Regions from separate parts of the Homo sapiens genome. Here region 1 is linked to region 2. A link is an interaction called in ENCODE POLR2A ChIA-PET data of the cell type or tissue named here. Cell type or tissue: CD4-positive, alpha-beta T cell. All regions are shown on one strand. Region 1 overlaps SH3KBP1 (SH3 domain containing kinase binding protein 1). Region 2 overlaps SH3KBP1 (SH3 domain containing kinase binding protein 1).

Evidence for each region. ChIA-PET counts read pairs that join two places held together with the same protein. Peaks named below come from ENCODE experiments on the same cell type or tissue, not always from the same donor. Only the 100,000 strongest peaks of a DNase experiment are listed, where the experiment ranks them.
Region 1: POLR2A ChIA-PET joins it to region 2 with 7 read pairs; 8 of 35 experiments call an interaction of 5 or more read pairs at or near these places.

The regions. Positions count from the first base shown.
Region 1 is chrX:19,824,064-19,829,063 of GRCh38, forward strand. All of the region lies in intron 2 of SH3KBP1 (SH3 domain containing kinase binding protein 1), which reads right to left. Among named protein-coding and RNA genes, the nearest start is that of SH3KBP1, 61 kb to the right of the region's middle. In CD4-positive, alpha-beta T cell, no CTCF peak of the experiment used is centred here; a DNase peak (open chromatin) is centred at 748; H3K27ac peaks cover 822 bases.
Region 2 is chrX:19,745,798-19,750,797 of GRCh38, forward strand. SH3KBP1 (SH3 domain containing kinase binding protein 1) reads right to left here. Exons shown (of 18, transcript NM_031892.3): 3 at 521-644. Among named protein-coding and RNA genes, the nearest start is that of SH3KBP1, 140 kb to the right of the region's middle. RefSeq lists an enhancer at 2,265-2,314. In CD4-positive, alpha-beta T cell, no CTCF peak of the experiment used is centred here; DNase peaks (open chromatin) are centred at 2,044, 3,254 and 4,854; H3K4me3 peaks cover 246 bases; H3K27ac peaks cover 4,944 bases.

The DNA.
Region 1 (5,000 bases), 78 kb after region 2:
CCCGCCTTGGCCTCCCAAAGTCCTGGGATTACAGGTGTTAGCCACCACACCCAGCCAGAATGTATTAATTCTAATGGACTTAAATCAAGCACTGTTTACATAGCACTATGTTCTTTGTGTATTTGTAGTAAACTTTTACAATAATTTCCAGCATGATTGTGTTTACTTACATATTCACTAATATAGCTATTAATACTTTATCCATAAAGCTACTTTAGAAATAAGATGAAAATATTTTCTAATTGAAGTCACCAGCTACCAATTCATGTTCTTGAGAAAAGAAACTAGAATTAAAAACATGGTACTGCCCTATCGGTACCATTGTGCAAAATGAATGCCCAAGCTTTAGATCAAGCAGCAGAATCACCTGAACTTTTTAAAAGATTCTAAGGCTTCTATCCCTACTCCTGCCCCCAAAACAAAATTCTGATGACGTAGTGCACCTGGAGCAGGACCAGGTTAGAGACACACTGACATGGAGTCGCTGTGGGAGCCCCAAGCTTAACAAGTTTAAATATCCAGTAATGATCACGGTGATATCTCAGATGGTTTAGATTTTGATCTGGTAGAAAGCTAAGGGTTAAAACACATGATCTTAAAGTCCCTTTCCAAGCTAAGATTCGATAATCTTGCCATTAAGAAAATAAGATTCCATTATGCATAATCACCACGATCAACTCAGTCAGGCGATTAAAACTCACTGAGGTCACAGCTCTCCCTGAGTCACAAGACCGCCCCCCTCCACCACATTTTCTGCACTACAACAGTTACAAAGCCTGAAGAAACCACCAAATGATGTGGGTTCTTATTGGTAACACACTTGTACTTAATTACTCCAGACCCTACTTGGAATAACATTTCTCACAACAGAATCTAACAGGTTCCAGTTGTTAGTTTTAGAAATTGTTTTTCTGAAAGAAAACTGTATGTTTAAAGTTTCAAGAATAATTTGAGCTGGAATTGGTTGGTTTTGAGGGCCCCGTGGATGGGGAACAATTGGATAGTCACACATCTTGATTATTTACCACTGATAGAAAAGACAGTCAAACTCCTAGAAAGCATAGCCTGCTGAACACTGCAAAACAACGTGTGCTTACAAATTAATAATAACGAAATATTTTCCCTAATTGCCTTAATTTCAGAATTTGTAGGAAAAAACAACACAAGCCCATAAATCCAGGCAAAGGTTGTTCTTTTGAGTTGAAAGGGCCAACTTTTGAAGAGAATTATTTAAAATGCAGACAGAAATAAGTTAAATACCATGATTCCACCTGAATGGACACTTGGGGAAGGCATAATACAGCAGACAATAATGGTGAGGAGCACAGTCCTGTCAGGACAATTCAGACACCCAGATAATGCTGCCCGCTTGAGCTCAGGTTGCAGAGCTGGTTGGCCTAGATTCTAATGCTCTCTTTGCTCCTCACTAGTTTGTGTGACTGTGAGTATGGCTTTTAACACTGATATGCCTCAGTTACCTGTCATAGAGTGGTAGAAGAATTTGATGAGATAAAAAAGCATGGAAAGGGGCTGGGCACGGTGGTTCATGCCTGTAGTCCCGGCACTTTGGGAGGCTGAGGCAGGTGGATTGCTTGAGACCAGGAATTTGAGACCAGACTGGCCAAGATGGCAAAACCCTATCTCTACTAAAAATACAAATATCAGCCAGGCGTGGTGGTGCACGCCTGTAATCCCAGCTACTCCAGAGGCTGAGGCACGAGAGCTGTTTGAACCTGGGAGGTGGAGGTTGCAATGAGCCCAGATTGCACCACTGCATTCCAGCCTGGGTGACAGAGTGAGACTCAATCTCAAAAAACAAACAAACAAAAAAACATGGAAAGGGCTTGGCCTCCTTCCTACCTGGCATACAGTAAGGGCTCAACAAATTTTAGTCACTGTACACAGACAGACATGGGTAGATTATACATACAATGCCAGGCAGCCAGTAAGCCTTGAATAGAATGCAGCCATTATTACTCCATAAAGTAACACAGCCATCAGGGCCAAAAAGCTAACTGTAGGTTCATTTAGCACATTCTAACAGTTGCTGGATGAATTCAGCCAGAAACTTCTCAAGTGGCATTTTAATCCAGAACATCTTTACAGAATATCTTTGTAGAACAATGTTTAAAGCACAGAATTCCCAAAGGCAGGTCATAGGAGCTAAAACTATCATCCTCTAGAAGTTACATTTGTGACAATATTCCATTCAGTCCATCTCATTTGAGTTTATATCCTCTGGTGCCTAACACACAGCAGATGCCCACATGCCCAAGGACACCAGGACTAAATGTTGTGAGCAAGATGAGGCTCTGCACATTATAATACATACCTGGACAGGGCACGGTGGCTCCTGCCTATAACCCTGGCATTTTGGGAGGCCAAAGCGAAAGGATCACTTGAGCCCAGGAGGGCAACCAGCGTGGGCAACATAGTGATACCCCCATCTCTACAAAAAATTTAAAAAAAAAAAACAGGTTAGGTGGTTACATGTGTATAGTCCCAGTTACTCGGGAGGCTGAGGTGGTAGAATCACCTGAGCCTGGGAGGTTGAGGCTGCAGTGAGCCATGATCATACCACTACACTCCAGCCTAGGCTATGGAAGGAGACACTGTCTCTAAATAACATAACATAACATAACATAACATAACATAACATAACATAACATAACATAACATAACATAACACACCCAGAAAAATTACTGCTACCTTGTGAAGAGAGACAAACATCTTGAAAACAATCATCCATATAATTCACAAAATTAATGGCCCTTGAGTTTAAAGTTTAAAGAAAAGTGAAATATGATTAAAGAGGTCCATGTCAGGGTCTTTGAATGTAGAACAGTAACCTGAAAATCTCTACTTTATGACACTTGTTGAAGTAGATTTGTGATCCCTTCATAAATCAAGAAGAACAAAGTAACTGTGAGCTTTATCTTGGAGTGGTACAATTAGGCAAAATACTGGCCTTTCGCCTCATGGATCAAAAAAGAACAGCCACATTCACCAACCACTTTAAACAAATATCAAAATGGGCTCTAAATGTGCCAAAGAGAGATCTAAAACACCTAGCAAATGAAAGCTGAGGCCACGGCAAGTGAGCTGAGAATGGTTATGCTCAGCACACATAGGACATGCAAGCTGCAAGTGTACACACTTCACCCATCAACAATTGGGCAGGCAGAGGGGAAAATGTACTTTTGCCGAACACATACAAAAACAGGCAGAGAAAACAGCTTACTTCCTCACAGACAGAGTCAGATAAATTTAAAGATCAACAAGCATATTCTTTTAACCCCTATCATAGCTTCCTGCCTTCCACATGTCTATCTGTGAGCTACAAAATGTTGAGGGCCTGTGTCCTGTTGAACTTTATCAAATGTCCCCTAACAGACAAATGTCCCCTAAAAGAGCAGGCAGACACATGCACATCAGCCCGAGCTATAGTTTCAAGGCTTTTTTTCTTTTAAAATTCATTTGAAAATGAATAGCTGTGGGTCCCTTCCAGGAGAACTCAGAAGAAAAGGCTGCTTATACATGCTTTGCTTGACTAAAGAACAATGTTGTCTGGATCTGAGGGTAAGGTTTTAAAAGGAAGATACTGGTAGTTAAATCCAACATGGGAAAATTAACCCCTGTGAAAGAGTCCACATCTACCTGAAATAGGTGACTGGCTTTCTGTTTTAGGTAGCAGTCTGAGGTCCCAGAAGTGCAGTCTTTTTTTTTTTTTTTTTTTTTTTTTTCATTAAATGACTTTAAGATATCATCCTAGTTTTTCCTATTATTGTACCCCATATTATGGTCTGTCATGGTCTGTTAAACAAAAAAACAAACAAACAAACAAACAAACAAACAAACAAAAAACCCAAAACTTAGAAACTAGGCAAAAAAGATGATCATGTGACCTTTTAATGTCATGCTATTGCATTTTTAATAAACACTCCCCCCCATCCCCCGCCAGGAGGGTCACCTGACTCTGAAAATGTAACTTGATTTAACTAACACTACTAGGATATTTTACAATCCTATAAAAGTCAGAAGATAATGTAGAAAAATGATAAGGTATGCTGTTTTCTCTTTTTTCTTTTCTGGTAGAGATGATAACCCCAAAGGTAAAGATTTTATTGTTCTCTAAGACATGAACCAGTTTTGAACCTAACTTAGCAATCTTATTTGAACATTCCTTTTTCCACTGAGGTTTTTTTTTTTTCCACTGAGTTCCTCATATCCTCACTGAGCTTGTTTTGTTATTCTGCTAGTTCCCTCATTAAATAAGTTCAACGAAACTTTGACACATGTTCTTTGTATGTTTTTAACAATATAATAGGCCTGGCATAGTGGCTCATACTTGTAATCCCAACACTTGGGCAGGCCAAGGCGGGAGGATCACTTGAGCCCAGGAGTTCAAGACCAGCTGAACAACATAGCAAGACCCGCCCAGGCACGGTGGCCCACGCCTGTAATCCCAGCACTTTGGGAGGCTGAGGCGGGCGGATCACTTGAGCGCAGGAGTTGGAGACCAGCCTGGGCAATATGGTGAAACCCCGTCTATACAAAAAATACAAAATAATTACCCAGGTGAGGTGGCATATACCTGTGGTCCTAGCTACTTGGGAGGCTGTGGCAAGAGGATCACTTGAGCCCAGGAGTTTGAAGCTACAGTGAGCTATGATCCCACCCCTGCACTCCAGCCTGGGTGGCAGAGCAAGACTGTCTAAAAAAAATAAAAAAATAAATTAAAAATCAGTCTTTGTCAGTTCCTGGGGCCCAATAATCAAATCATCACTGGGAGATTGGGTTCTGTGCATCAGGACGCCTCACCAGTTATATTCATAGGTGGCTACATTATGACAAGATTCAGGCTGATTAGCTAAATTGACTAGTGTGGCGCAAATGAGGCTTCAGGCACAGGTATGGCACCTCCTCCCCTCACCCAATGGAAGCCACAACTTTACACAGAGAAAAATCTACAGGTTGAAAGTCAGTGACAGCAGCAATT
Region 2 (5,000 bases):
GTCTCAAAAGAGAGAAAACAAGATTGTTAAAGGTCTTCTGGTCAGACAGATGTGTTAGCTATATCTTTGCACATTCTGCCTCACAAACTCAGAGAGGCAGGGTCTGCGCTAGGGAGCCTAGCAGTTGGAGAGAGAAATAACTTGATAAGGTTTGCCTTAAATTAAAGGGAGAGTGCGGTCAGACACACGGCTCAGGCCTGCACCACAGCATTCTCTAAATTCACCTTTCATCCATAAAAATAGATATGAAAGTGAAATCTACAGCTCCAGAAAAATCATCATTTACAAATGTAGTCTACTTTCCCACTGTCAAAAAATATTTTTATTAGTTCCCTTTATTACAGTTACTATACATATAGTCACTTGCCAAGTATGTATGTGTGTATCCAAAATATATACCAAAAACCAAAAGGACAAACTCTATTCAATTTTTCAGCAATATAAAGTTTGACACAGTTCACCAGAAGTTTCCAGCTTTTGTTTGTGTGCAGGGAGGGAACCTCTTTTTCCTTTTCCATACCTCTCTTATTGGTTCTTAAAATCGTTTCAGAAGACAGCAAAGAGTTTCCACTGGGCACTTCGTGCAGGGGCTTTTCTGGAGCTTTGTTGGTGAGAGGGTCTTTCTTCATCTCTTTCTTTATTTCCTGTGAGGACAGATAAAAGGAAAACAAGATTATAGTTTGAAACTTTAGAATGCCTCTTGGACTATCTTAAGCTCCATCTTTCTGGAAATGAACTATAGCAATGCCAACTTAGCATAACATCATGTTTTAAAAACACCATTTTCTGTATCTTTGTAGTTTTCTTACATTTATTAGAAAAGCACCTGGTCCTATAAAGTGGAATAAGCCCCAGTATGGTGAGGCGACCTTATGTAACTATGGCCATTCCATGTGACTATAAAGAGAATGAGTGAAACATAAAAGCCACCATACAGCTCTAAGTGACAGCCTGTTCTTGTTAAACAATGACAAGCTTTGGCCAAGCAGACTCACCCCCTTAAAAAGCCTTCTGATTTATCTTCTTCTCAACAGAGATTTAAAGAAGCATATTCCCAAATTACCATTGTGCTCACAAGGATACTAAACCCAAAAGAAGATGATTCTAATGCATTTACAGTCATCAAGTTCCTCTGGCTTTTCAACTCTTGACAAAGAAAAAAAATAAGGATGGCTTATCACTCTAGATCAGGGGTCAGCAAATGAAAGCTCACCACTCACTTTTGTAAAGAAAGTCTCATTAGAACACAACTATACTCATGCATTTAAGTATTTTGTACAGCTGCTTTCATGCTACACCAGCGGAACTGAGTAGCTGCAACAGAGATCAAAGTCTAAAATATCTGGCCCTTTACAGAAAAAGTTCGCTGACCCCTGCTCTAGGTAGACTCTTAATCAAAGCTCCATTAAGATCTAGATTTCTGAAATCTGATGGCTAATATAATTATTTCAAATTGCTTTAATAATTTACATAATTGTTTTAAAAAGCATTATTAGACCAAGATAATAGTGACTCACAAAGTATAAGTCTGTATACAGGAATTCCCCCCAAAGGAGTAAGGATTTTCTAGGCTTGTCTGAATCCATAATCACAGTAACTTGGGGAAAAGTGAAAGCTTAGGGGCTGACCCAAAGCATGGCTGAATGGCAGGAAGAGCTCAAAGATGAGGAATGCGCTCCTTAAAAAGAGCCCATGAGGTAAGAAATGGGGATGGGCTCCCCGCTGGAAGGAACAGAGATGCTAAATTGGGTAGAGGGCCATGACTAGGCCCGAGCAGAGGGCAGAGGCAGAAAGAAAGCAACAAAAGTTTGTCAAAACAATGCCACTCCCCGCAGCTTCCTGCACACTCAAGAGTGTGTTAGTTACCATATCCAATTCCCCAGTTGCTGCCTCTGTTCACAGCAGCCTCACCCTCTCTTCCTCCCTCACCAGGGCCCCACCGGAAACCAACAACTGGGGCTGGCGCTTTGCTAGGTTGAGTGTTTCAACTGGCGTCCCAGAGGCCTAACTAGGCGAAGCTCAGCCCTAGCCCAACACCGGTACCTCTGCACACCACACAAAGCTGTGTGTGCTTGAATATATGTACACGGACACCTACCTCAGCAGCCCCAGCACCTGCTAGAGCAGCAGTTGCTGGGGGTTCCTGTAGCCTCACAGGCAGATGGCATCAGGGGACAATCTGCAAACATTGCCCGCCTGAGCCACATGACAGGATGCTAACTTGGTGATGGCTGCCAGCCTGCTCTGGCTCTGAAAGTAAAGACAACAAGCCACCAAGTGGGCTCATTTCCTCACCGGTTGCTTCTTTGGGGGAAGAACAGTTGCTCAAACCTCATTTTCCATCGCAGTGTGGGTATGACTGTGCACGTGCAAATTCCCCACCTAGACACAACGTGATGCAGTAACACAACAGAGCACAACACCCAACTTTGCCAAGGAGTAACTCAGAGAAAGTCAGTGGGTTGAGGACGACATAGCAAGTGTCTACTTAGCAATAACTGCTAATGGCATGCAGCCGGGGAAGGGTGGGAGAAGCAGCGCCAGCATTGTGAGGCTGGGGTGGTCCCTGGAGAAAGCCTCAGAAGCCATGGTTCTCAAGAAGGCTCACCCCTACTCCCCAATGCTTCAGAGCAGCACGTGGGGAGCAGCTGGCTAGGAAGGACTGGGTCTGATCAAGAGCAGGTGCTGAAGGGCTGAGAAACTGGCACCAGGAGAGAGGCTGGCCCATAAATTCCAGACTCCATTGTTCCCCCAGTAATTGTTCACATTTGCCAAATAGAGAAGCTGAATGATGAGTGAATTGCTTAAGTTGCTTCTTTAGGTGGAAGCAGGGAGGAGACAAAACCTAAAATATGTCTTGCATTTTTTTCAGAGAAACCAATCGGACACATGGCCGTGGCAGTTAATTCTATAGGCTCCCCACCTGGATAACACCCAAGCTCAATGCAGCCCCACCCAAAGCCAATACCTTTTCTCCAACCTGCCCCTTCTCCCAGGAAAGGGCAGCCTGTCTTCTTTGGTACCCCATCATCCACCCAATTACCCAGAGTAGAAAATTCAGTATTATCCCCCTATCTAAGCAGTCGCCCAGTCTGGCTGCATCTACTTTCTCAATCTGTTTCTTTTTTGTCCTCCTGTAGTATCTTAAAAACATAAAGGGAAAAAAATATAAATGCCAAGCAAAGGACTTGAATAGACGTTTCTCCAAAGAAAACATACAAGTGGCTAATGAGCATGTGACACGATGTTCAACATCATTAGTCATTAGGGAAATGCAAATGAAAACCACAATGAAATACCCTTTCGTACCTACTAGGATGGCTAGAATTTTAAAAGAAAACAAGTGTTGATGAGGATGTGGAGAAACTGGAATCTTTGTATATTGCTAATGGGAATGTAAAATAGGGCAGCTCCTGTGGAAAACAGTATGGCAGCTCCTTAGAAAGTTAAATATAGAATTACCATCTGATCCAGCAATTCCACTTCTAGGTATATACTCAAAAGCATTGAAAGCAGGGACCCCAGCAGAATTGAAAGCTTTGCCCCCAAGGCAAACTTGTATGCCAGTGTTTACTGCAACTTTATACATAATAGCCAAAAGAAGGAAATAACCCAAGTGTCCATTAAGAGATGAATGGATAAACAAGATATGGTATATCCACAAAATGGAATATTATACAGCCTCGAAAAGGAATAAAGTTCTGATACATGCTACAACATGGATGAACCTGGAAAACATTATGCTAAGTGAAATAAAACACACAAAGGGATAAACATTGTATGAGTCCACCTATGTGAAATATCTAGAATAGGCAAATTCATAGAGATAGAAAGTAGATTAGAGGTTACCTGAAAGGTTGGGAGAGGCAGAATGGGAAGTTACTGTTTGATAGTTAAAGGGTTCTCTCAGGAGTAGTGAAAATGTTTTGGACATAGATAGTACGGATAGTTGCACAACATTCTAATGTAATTAATGCTACTGACTGTACACTTAAAATAACTAAAATGGTAAATTTTATGTTACATATATTACCACAATAAAATGAATAGAAGACTCCCACATGAATAGCAGCTAACATCTGAGTGCTTACCATGTGCCAAACCCCGCTCTAAGAGCTTCACCTGGACTGCAACTTTTAATCTACACTATGGCCCTACTCAGACACCCACACAAGACCCAGGGGGCTAAGCAAACTTGCTCAAGGTCAGACAAGTAGGAGCCAGGATTGGAACTCAACCTGTCTAGCTTCAGAGCTCATCTCTCTCATTTTTTTTTTCTTTTGAGACAGTCTCACTCTGTTGCCCAGGCTGGAGTACAATGGCGTGATCTCAGTTCACTGCAACCTCCACTTCCGGGTTCAGGCAATGGTCATGTCTCAGCCTCCCGAATAGCTGGGATTACAGGCACGTGCCACCTCACCCGGCTAATTTTTGTGTTTTTTAGTAGAGGCAGAGTTTCGCCATGTTGGCCAGACTGGTCTCAAGCTCCTGACCTCAAGTAATCCGCCCACCTTGGCCTCCCAAAATGCTGGGATTACAGGCGAGAGCTCATCTCTTAACCACTGTTTCCTGGAGTACTGCCTGGATTATAATCATGTCTTCCTGCCTACAATCTCTCCCCTCCCAGTTTAGCCTCTGCAAAATGGACACTCAAACGTCTGTTGTTCTTGTCAGTCCCTACAGAAATCTCCAGTTACTTCCAAAAGACCACAGGACAAGCTTTCATTCAAACACTTTTCAAATTGAACAGCAAACCACAAGTCTCTGTGTACTTGCTTCTGACTAAAAATATGTGACATGCATGCTGACCCCACAGAACCAATTACCATGCAAATATAAGTTGGGGGATGGTGCACTGCTTGGACAACACCTTATGTTCACAGAATCCTGACGTCATGGATTCCTATCCACAGGCTCTAAAAATAGGTGATGATGCTAGCAATGATACAACTGTACACTGGCAAAGGCTTATAAATTAAAGTGCTTTAGCAGCTATTTTT